Regions from separate parts of the Homo sapiens genome. Here region 2 is linked to region 1. A link is an interaction called in ENCODE POLR2A ChIA-PET data of the cell type or tissue named here. Cell type or tissue: OCI-LY7. All regions are shown on one strand. Each heading gives the region's core, and the rest is flanking DNA. Links, peaks and the distances in the headings are about the cores only. Region 1 overlaps ARHGEF2-AS2 (ARHGEF2 antisense RNA 2). Region 2 overlaps DAP3 (death associated protein 3).

Region 1 (2,500 bases), core at 1-2,500:
GCATCAACTGTCTCTTGGACCGTTCGGATACAGATGGTGAGCAAAAGTAGGGAGCAAAGCAGAGGTGGCCCCTTCCCCTATACATCTTGTTGCCACTCCTCATAGCTAGCTGTTCAGGGTCCAGATGTCCTGTATTATGTTTAGCCACATACCCTTGGAACTCCTAGAATGGCTTTATTATTTTTTTTTCTTTTCTTTTTTTTTTTTTTTTTTGAGACCGAGTCTCACTGTGTTGCCCAGGCTGGAGTGCAGTGGCGCAATCTCACCTCACTGCAACCTCTGCCTCCTGGGTTTAAGTGATTCTAGTACCTCAGCATCCTGAGTAGCTGGGACTACAGAAGCGCGCCACCACACCCGGCTAATTTTTGTATTTTTAGTAGAGAAAGGGTTTCACCATGTTGGCCAGGCTGGTCTCAAACTCCTGAGCTCAAGTGATTCGCCTGCCTTGGCCTCCCAAAGTGCTGGGATTACAGGCGTGAGCCACCATGCCTGGCCTCAGAATGGCTTTATTCAAATAAGCAATCTGAATTCTGGACTTTGGAATTCTGAAACTCCTACCAATGAAAGCGGACATAGGACATAGTGAGGTTCTCCAGCCTCCCCTGTCACCAGAGATGCAAGACAGTTACCTGCAATATACCTTGTCCTCAAGATGGAGTATTGGGAGCTCTGGGTGAAACCTCTGAAACATCAGTCTCCCAGCCACTGTCTCCACATAACCCGGTGCTCTGTTCCCATGGCTCCTAAATTCTTCAGCTCTGCCCTGCTTAGACCCCGCCCTCTCTCCCTGCTGCCCACTGCCCGCCCTCAGGAATAGCGTCACATGCACCTGCAGCTTGGGAACCTGATCTAGGTGAAGCGGGTGGGGGAGGAAGCCCTGGGCGCCTTTGTCTGGCTTTAGCTAGACACTTCTCATCTCCTTTTGTGTTGGCAGGGAATGTATCCCAGTCCTCTGCCATTGACCTCAGGAAACGGTGAGTGTGGGGGACTCAGAATCCTTCAAAAGCCTCTATAGGGGAACAGCAATAGGGTCTAGGCTATGGTTTTGTAGCCCCAGTGGGTTCCCTGCTTCCTGAATCATTCCTCCCCTTAACATTTCTGATCTAAGACCTCCAAATATCCTTCCCTGAGCTGCATAGAATTCACCCTCTCTTCTTTGGTTTGGGTGGGCTCACCAGGTTCCCGGTAGCTGCATGAGATGGGGGGAGAAATTAGGAGAAAAGGAGTATCCAGGGCACAGGGTGTCCATTGAATAATAGAGCATGGGAGTTGCTTGCTGTTGTCAGTGGTATAGGGTAAAAGGGCAGATAGACTGTTGAACAGTCTTAGTGAGGGACAATGACCAAGGACCATGGATCAGCTTAGGATGGCTCAGATAATAGACCAATGGGGATTGGCCCTAAGGAGAGCTGGGCAAGGGCTGTGGAGCTCCCAGCAGAGGGCAGGGCCTGAAGGCAGAGTTCAGGTCTGGAGGTGGAGGCTGGGAGATTTGAATAACTATGTAAATAAGCATGCAAAATCAGCACCTGCTTATTTGGCTCCTATGGCTGAAGCCTGATTAGAGTGGGTCAGCCCTCTAAGACAGTGTGGATGTGTAAGCAAGTAATGGTCCCTTTAAGATATCAGGCTCTGCTTTGTGGTCCTGAAAATCTCTAGCTGACACATCCTCCTGGCTCTGGGTTTGGGATTAGCTCATGGGATGGGGCTGATGAAATCCCAGGAAATTCAGTCCTTATTGGCTTTAGGCCCAGAGGCCTTCTCCAAACAGCAGAGAGGGTCGTACACAGGGCTCTTGTTCTGAGAGGAGAAAATGCCCCCCGGGAGAGCCTCCGCCCCATACCACTTCCGTTGGGGAGCAGCATGAGGAGGCTGGGCCTCCCATCCTGAGCCTGGATTAGGTAGGAAGGAGGAGTCTGTATTTATCTGGGTGGAGCCTGGAGTTTTCTTCCTAAATAGAGGGGCCTGGGAAACTGAAATGCCCACATCCAGGAAGTCCTAGGAGGTCAGGATGGGGGCTTATCTTTCTCTCCCAATCCTTCCTCTTTCTTCCTTCCCATTCTGGCTCTGCTGGTCATGGCACCTTCATCCACCATCTCTCAGGAAGTTATCTTTTTCTTCATTTCCAGCATTACCTCCATCTCCTCATGTCTTCTTTTTCTCTATGCAGCTGCAGCCAGCTGGAAGGACATTCAGGTACCCGGGTAGGCTCCTCCCTGCGACAGACCTTCAGCTTCCTCTCGGGCATGACCGGAAAGGCCAAGGTAGGAGTCAGCTGGGGAAGCAGGAGGCTTGGGACCCACTGCCCTCTCCAGTTCCCTTTCTCCCATCCCACCATCGCCACCTCCCACCACTCCCCCTATTAGAAACTCAGAGCAATGGTTCCATTTTTTATTTTTTTATTTTTTTAAGAGAGGGGGTTTCTGTCTCCCAGGCTGGAGTACAATGGCACAATCATAGCTCACTGCAGCCTCTAACTCTTGGGCCCAGGAAATCCTCTTGC
Region 2 (6,554 bases), core at 4,055-6,554, 290 kb after region 1:
AATACTTTTATAATTTCTTACACCTGTCTTTACTGTAATCTCTGAACATAAATTGTGAAGATTTCATGGACATTTATCACCTCCCCAATCAATACTCTTATAATTTCCTATGCCTGTCTTTACTTTAATCTCTTAATCCCGTCATCTTCGTAAGCTGGGGATGTATATCGCCTGAGGACCCTGTGATGATTGCATTACCTGTACAAATTGTTTGTAAAGCATTTGTGTTTGAATAATGTGAAATCTGGGCACCTTGAAAAGAACAGGATAACAACGATTTTCGGGGAACAAGGGAGATAACCATAAAGTCTGACTGCCTGTGGGGCCAGGCAGAACAGAGTCATATTTCTCTTCTTTCAGAAAGCGAATAGGAGAAATATCGCTGAATTCTTTTCTCAGCAAGGAATAACCCTGGGAAAACGAATGCATTCCCAGGGAGACATCTGTAAAATCGCTGCTCTGGGAGTGTCTGTCTTATGCAGTTGGAGATAAGGGATGAAATATGCCCTGGTCTCCTGCAGCACCCTCAGGCTTGCTAGGATTAGGAAATTCCAGCCTGGCGAATTCTAGTCAGATCGGTTGTCTGCTCTCGAACCCTGTTTCCTGTTAAGATGTTTATCAATATCAACGTCCAATGTGCCCAGCGGGACATGGACCTTCATCAGTAATTCTAGTTTCGCCCTGGCCTTGTGATCTCGCTCTGCCTCTCTGCCTTTGTGATATTTTACTGCCTCTGAAGCATGTGACCTCTGTGACCCACTCCCTATTCGTACACCCCTCCCCTTTTGAAATCCATAATAAAAACTTGCTGGTTTTGCGGCTCAGGGGCATCATGGAACCTGCTGAAATGTGATGTCACCCCCGGAGACCCAGCTGTAGAATTTCTCTTTTGCACTCTTTCTCTTTATTTCTCAGACTGGCACACTTACGGAAAATAGAACCTATGTTGAAATATTGGGGGCTGGTTCCCCCGATACCGGAGGTGATTTCTACCAATCCCCCCGGTCTCCCTAAACCTACACAGAAAATTGTTCAGCCCGCAGCTTCTTCAGAGAAATGTCCGGAATGGCCACCTCCTCCTCAGCTGAGTGAGTGCAGGGGGAGGGAGCCTGAAACTCAGCTTGCCGCACCCATTACTGCCCAACCTGCAGTTCACTATGGTGAAGAAGCAATTCAGGCTCACCCTGCAGCATCCTGTCTGGGTCGAACAGTGGCCGCTCCCTCAGAAAAACTTGGGGGCGTTCCATGAAATAGTTAAAAAACTACTAGAAAAAGGATATATTTCACCCACTTTCTCTCCTTGGAATTCCCCAGTATATGTAATTTTAAAAAAAGTATGGTAGATGGTGCATGCTGACCGACTTGCAAGAGGTCAACGCTGTAATGCAACCAATGGGAGCTTTACAACCAGGGCTCCCATCCCCCACCATGCTCCCTAAAGACTGGCTGCTTGTTATTATAGATTTAAAAGACTGCTTCTTTACAATTCCTTTGGCAGAGACAGATTTTGAAAAATTTGCCTTTACTATCCCTGCCATTAATAACAAAGAACCTGCAGCCAGATATCATTGGAAGGTTTTACCCCAAGGTATGTTAAACAGTTCCACAGTTTGTCAAACTTTTGTAGGCAAAGCTATCCAGCTAGTTAGAGATCAATTTCCAGATTGTTACATCATTCATTATATGGATGACATACTATGTGCAACAAAAAATAGAGACCAACTTATTCAATGTTATTCATCTTTGCAAAAGGCAATTACAAATGCTGGATTGCTTATAACACCTGACAAAATTCAAACAACTCTTCCTTTTCAATATTTGGGGATACAAGTACAAGATAGAGCCATTAAGCCTCAAAAGGTTCAAATCAGAAAAGATTCTTTAAAAACCTTAAATGATTTTCAAAAATTGTTAGGAGACATTAATTGGATTCAGCCCACCTTAGGAATTTCTACTTATGCTATGTCTAATATTTTCTAAATATTGAGGGGAGATTGCAACTTACACCATAAAAGAGAATTAACACCCAAGGCCATGAATGAGTTAAGAGTAATTGAAAAAAAAAAATTCAGCAAGCCCAGGTTAGTAGGATTGACTCAGTCTTGCCTTTTCAATTCATTGTGTTCCCTACTTCACACTCCTCAATGAGGGTTATTGTTCAAAATAATGATTTGGTTGAATGGTCTTTTTTGCCATATAATACCATGAAAACACTTACAGTCTATGTAGATCAGATCACAATTTTAATTGGACAGGCTCATATGCAAATTGTTAAACTTTATGGCACTGAGCCCAATAAGATTATAGTTCCAATAAATAAAAGTCACATTAAGCAGGCATTTATTAACTCAGTTACATGGCAAGTTAATTTAGCAGAATTTATTGAATGTATTGATAATCATCATCCTAAAAATAAAATTTTCCAGTTCTTAAAATTAACTACATAGGTTCTTCCGAAAATTACTCGTGATGCCCCTTTGGAAGGAGCCATGATTGTTTTTACTGATGGCTCCAGTACTGGGAAAGCGGCATATGTGGGACCTTGTGGTAAAGTTATCCACACTAACTCTTCCTCAGTCCAAAGAGCTAAATTACAGGCAATGATTGCAGTATTAGAAGATTTTAATCAGCCAGTTAATACTGTTTCAGATTCAGCTTATGTTGTATAAGCTACTCAGCATATTGAAACTGCCTTAATTAAATATATTATTGATAAACAGCTTTATCAATTGTTCAACTCTTTACAAACAGCTGTGTGTGCTCGGGATTTTCCTTTCTATATAACTCATATCCGAGCACATACCAATCTTCCAGGACCCTTGACTGAGGCTAATGAGCAAGCTGACTTGTTGGTTTCCCCCATACTTACTGATGCCCAGACTTTCCACTCATTAACACACCTTAATGTAACAGGACTTACAAACAACTATCAAATTATGTGGAAACAGGCCAAGGACATTGTACAACATCGTCCTCAGTGCCAGGTACTGCAACTACCGTATCAAGGAACTGGTGTTAACCCTCGAGGGTTGGCACCTAACATGATCTGGCAAATGGACGTCACCCACATTCCTGCATTTGGCAAACTTTCTTATGTCCATGTGACCATAGATACATATTCTCATTTATATGGTCTACTTGCCAAACCAGCCAGACTACAACACATATAAAAAGACACTTGCTTTCCTGTTTTACTGTCATGGGAATTCCACAAAAATTAAAAACAGACAACAGACCAGGCTACTGTAGTAGATCTTTCCAAACATTTTTAAAACAACAGAGCATTGAACACAGTACGGTTATCCCCTATAATTCTCAAAGGCAAGCGATTGTTGAGCGAGCCAACTGAACCTTAAAAATGCAATTACATAAAAAGAAAATAGGGGGAGATAGGGAATATTCCACCCCTCATATGCAGTTACAATTGGCTCTTGTTACCTTAAATTTTTTGAACATCTTCCGCAATCAGGTTACTATAGCAGCTGAAGAGCATTTAACAGGACAGAAGGTAAATGTTCATGAAGGAAAACCTGTGTGGTGGAAGGACTTTAAAACAAAGACCTGGGAAAAAGAGAGATATAACATGGGGAAGAGGGTTTGTTTGTATTTCCCCAGAAGAAAACCAGCTTCCAGTTTGGGTACCTACAAGACATCTTAAATTCTACCATGAGCAAATTTCCAAAGAAGAGAAAAGGATTTTGGAACCAAGATCTCCACTCCCAGCACGCCTGATGGCTCGAATGAACATTTCAGCCAACCAGATGAAGACCAACAAAACCCATCAAGCGAGCCCACCAACTTGGGGACAGATCAAGAGGCTGACCCACCTTGCAGAAGAAAACCTGAAAACACAACAAAAACCACTAACCTCGAGTAACCTGATGGTAGCTATGATTGCGGTAATTACCATGGTGGTAAGTCTCCCTGTGGCTACAGCAGACCAAAATTATACCTATTGGGCATACGTCCCATTTCCACCTTTAATTAGGCCTGTCACATGGTTGGAACCCCCGGTTGAGGCTTATGTTAATAATAGTGTTTGGATGCCTGAGCCTACAGATACTCAAGGGCCCTCTCACCCAGAGGAGGAAGGAATGTTAATAAATATGTCCATGGGTTATCAGTTCCCCTCCTCTTTGCATAGGGCCAGCTGTCGGTTGCCTAAAAGGCTACGGACAACATTGGCTAGTTAAAATTTCAGGTCATAATCAAAGACCAGTATCCTATCATTTATTTTCTGGATGGAGCCCGGATCATCCACAGAGTTCAGTTCAACTGTAACAGTTTAAGCCCAGAAAAGAGAGGTGTCAACAACCTCAACAACAGTCAAATGATTTAGAAATATTGATTTGAAAGGATTGTATCTCTTTTTTTTTCTTTCTTTTTTTTTGAGAGGGAGTTTTGCTCTTGTTGCACAGGCTGGAGTGCAATGGCGCAATCTCAGCTCACTGCAACCTCCGCCCCCCAAGTTCAAGGGATTCTCCTGCCTCAGCCTCCCAAGTAGCTGCGATTACAGGCATGTGCCACCACACCCTGCTAATTTTGTATTTTTAGTAGAGAGGGGGTTTCTCCATGTTGGCCAGACTGGTCTCGAACTCCCGACCTCAGGTGATCTGCCGGCCTCGGCCTCCCAAAGTGCTGGGATTACAGGCGTGAGCCACCACTCCCGGCCAGGATTGCATCTCTGATCACGCTGTGGTACTTCAAAATAATTCCTATGGAATTGTCACTGATTGGTCCCCTAAGGGGACCTTTGCAGTTAATTGTACCAATCAGAATGATAGATACAAGACAGGACTAAAACAGGAACTATACTGTCAAAGAGATGACACTATTTACACTGAAAAACATGCCCAGTTTCCCATAATTTCAACCAATTTTGGTATAGCCGGCCCACATCCAAAAATGATTAATCCAATAATAGGCCCTGAACATCCCAAATTATGGAAGGTAATGATGGCCCAATCTCATATTCAGGTTTGAGAAGAAAAATATTACCTTGAGGGAAAAGGTGAGAGACTTCAATTTGTGTATCAGTTTTCTTCCAACCGAATGGCGCCCATTCAGAGCTGTGTCAAGCCTCCTTTTATGTTGATGGTCGGAAATATTGATATTCGACCTAATTCTCAAACTATTACTTGTCAAAACTGTCACCTTTTCACCTGTATTGATTCCACGTTTGATGTGAAAACATCTGTGTTGCTGGTGAGGGCTAGAGGAGTTTAGATACCGGTTTCCCTCAATAGACCTTGGAAAGCCTCTTCTTCCATTCATATCCTCACAGAAATGTTAAAGGGAGTGTTTACCAGAACAAAAAGATTTATTTTTACCCTTATAGCAGTCATTATGGGCCTTATTGCAGTCACAGCTACTGTTGTGGCTGCTGGAATTGCTTTACACTCCTCTGTTCAAACTGCAGAATATGTAAATAATTGGCAAAAGAATTCCTCAAAATTGTGGAATTATCAGACCCGGATAGACCAACAATTGGCAAATCAAATAAATGATCTTAGACAGACTGTTATTTGGATGAGAGATCGTATAATAAGCTTAGAGCATCGATTGCAAATGCAATGTGATTGGAATACTTCTGATTTCTGCATAACTCCCCATTCATACAATGCTACTGAACATCACTGGGAAAAAGTTAGACATCATCTGGAAGAAAGGGATGGAAATTTTACACTGAATATAGCCAAATTAAAGGAACAGGTTTTTAAAGCATCTCAGGCTCATTTAACTCTCCTGCCTGGGACTGACATTCTCACTGGAGCTGCTGATGGACTTTCAAACATAAATCCTCTTAAGTGGATTAAGACCGTTAGAGAATCAACTATCGCAAATTTTGCTTTAATGTGTACCTGTTTATGCTGTTTGCTTTTAGTCTGCAGATGCGGAAGATGCCTCTGGAGAGAGACCAGACACCAGGAACAAGTCTTAATAGCAATGGCAGTTTTAAAAAAGAAAAAAGGGGGGCATGTTGGGAAAAAGGCTTACAGGGTGCCTGCATAAACTGGCCATAAAAACATGGGACAGTAAGTTGTGGAAAGCCACAAGAGGACTCTGAGGAGGAAAGCCTTCTTATCGCCATTATGTTCCCATGCTCTGAGCACAACCTGCTCTCTTATCTATAAACACTGTGCTCAAGAAGAAAGACGCTCCTCTGAAGCACTGGAATGTGGCTAGATATGCAGGCTCCTAGTTAAGCCCACTCCCACCAGCTAACTAAAGATACGTTGTTTAAGCACAAAGGAGATTCACTTAAACCGCCACTGCTACAGATTATGTGTATGACGTACTGCTTCCCTTTGACTGTTTCGCCCTGAACATCTGCTTCTTAGATCTAAGTGACTGTACTCAATAAACAGTGTGGAGATCAGAACTCTGGGCCTTTTGCAGCCTCCATTTTGCAACTGGCCCCCTGGCTCCCACCTTTATGAACACTTAACCTGTCTCTTCTCATTCCTTTGTCGCCACCGGACTTCGGATACCCTACGGGTGGTGCTGAGACTGGTCCCCCAAAATTAAGAAAATGCAAATAAAAACCACAATGA

What was found. ChIA-PET counts read pairs that join two places held together with the same protein. Peaks named below come from ENCODE experiments on the same cell type or tissue, not always from the same donor. Only the 100,000 strongest peaks of a DNase experiment are listed, where the experiment ranks them.
Region 2: POLR2A ChIA-PET joins it to region 1 with 20 read pairs; 5 of 35 experiments call an interaction of 5 or more read pairs at or near these places.

The regions. Positions count from the first base shown.
Region 1 is chr1:155,982,868-155,985,367 of GRCh38, reverse strand. It overlaps ARHGEF2-AS2 (ARHGEF2 antisense RNA 2), which reads right to left. Exons shown (of 3, transcript NR_183460.1): 3 at 2,380-2,500. Among named protein-coding and RNA genes, the nearest start is that of ARHGEF2-AS2, 5.5 kb to the right of the region's middle. RefSeq lists a silencer at 1,520-1,569 and an enhancer at 1,441-1,940. In OCI-LY7, for the core only: a CTCF peak has its summit at 1,450 (motif pointing right); a DNase peak (open chromatin) is centred at 1,507; H3K4me3 peaks cover 1,350 bases; H3K27ac peaks cover 1,854 bases.
Region 2 is chr1:155,691,798-155,698,351 of GRCh38, reverse strand. The region is part of intron 1 of DAP3 (death associated protein 3); the gene reads right to left. It overlaps LOC124904431 (a long non-coding RNA gene), which reads left to right. Exons shown (of 2, transcript XR_007066649.1): 2 at 1-6,382. Among named protein-coding and RNA genes, the nearest start is that of DAP3, 6.0 kb to the right of the region's middle. In OCI-LY7, for the core only: no CTCF peak of the experiment used is centred there; no DNase peak of the experiment used is centred there.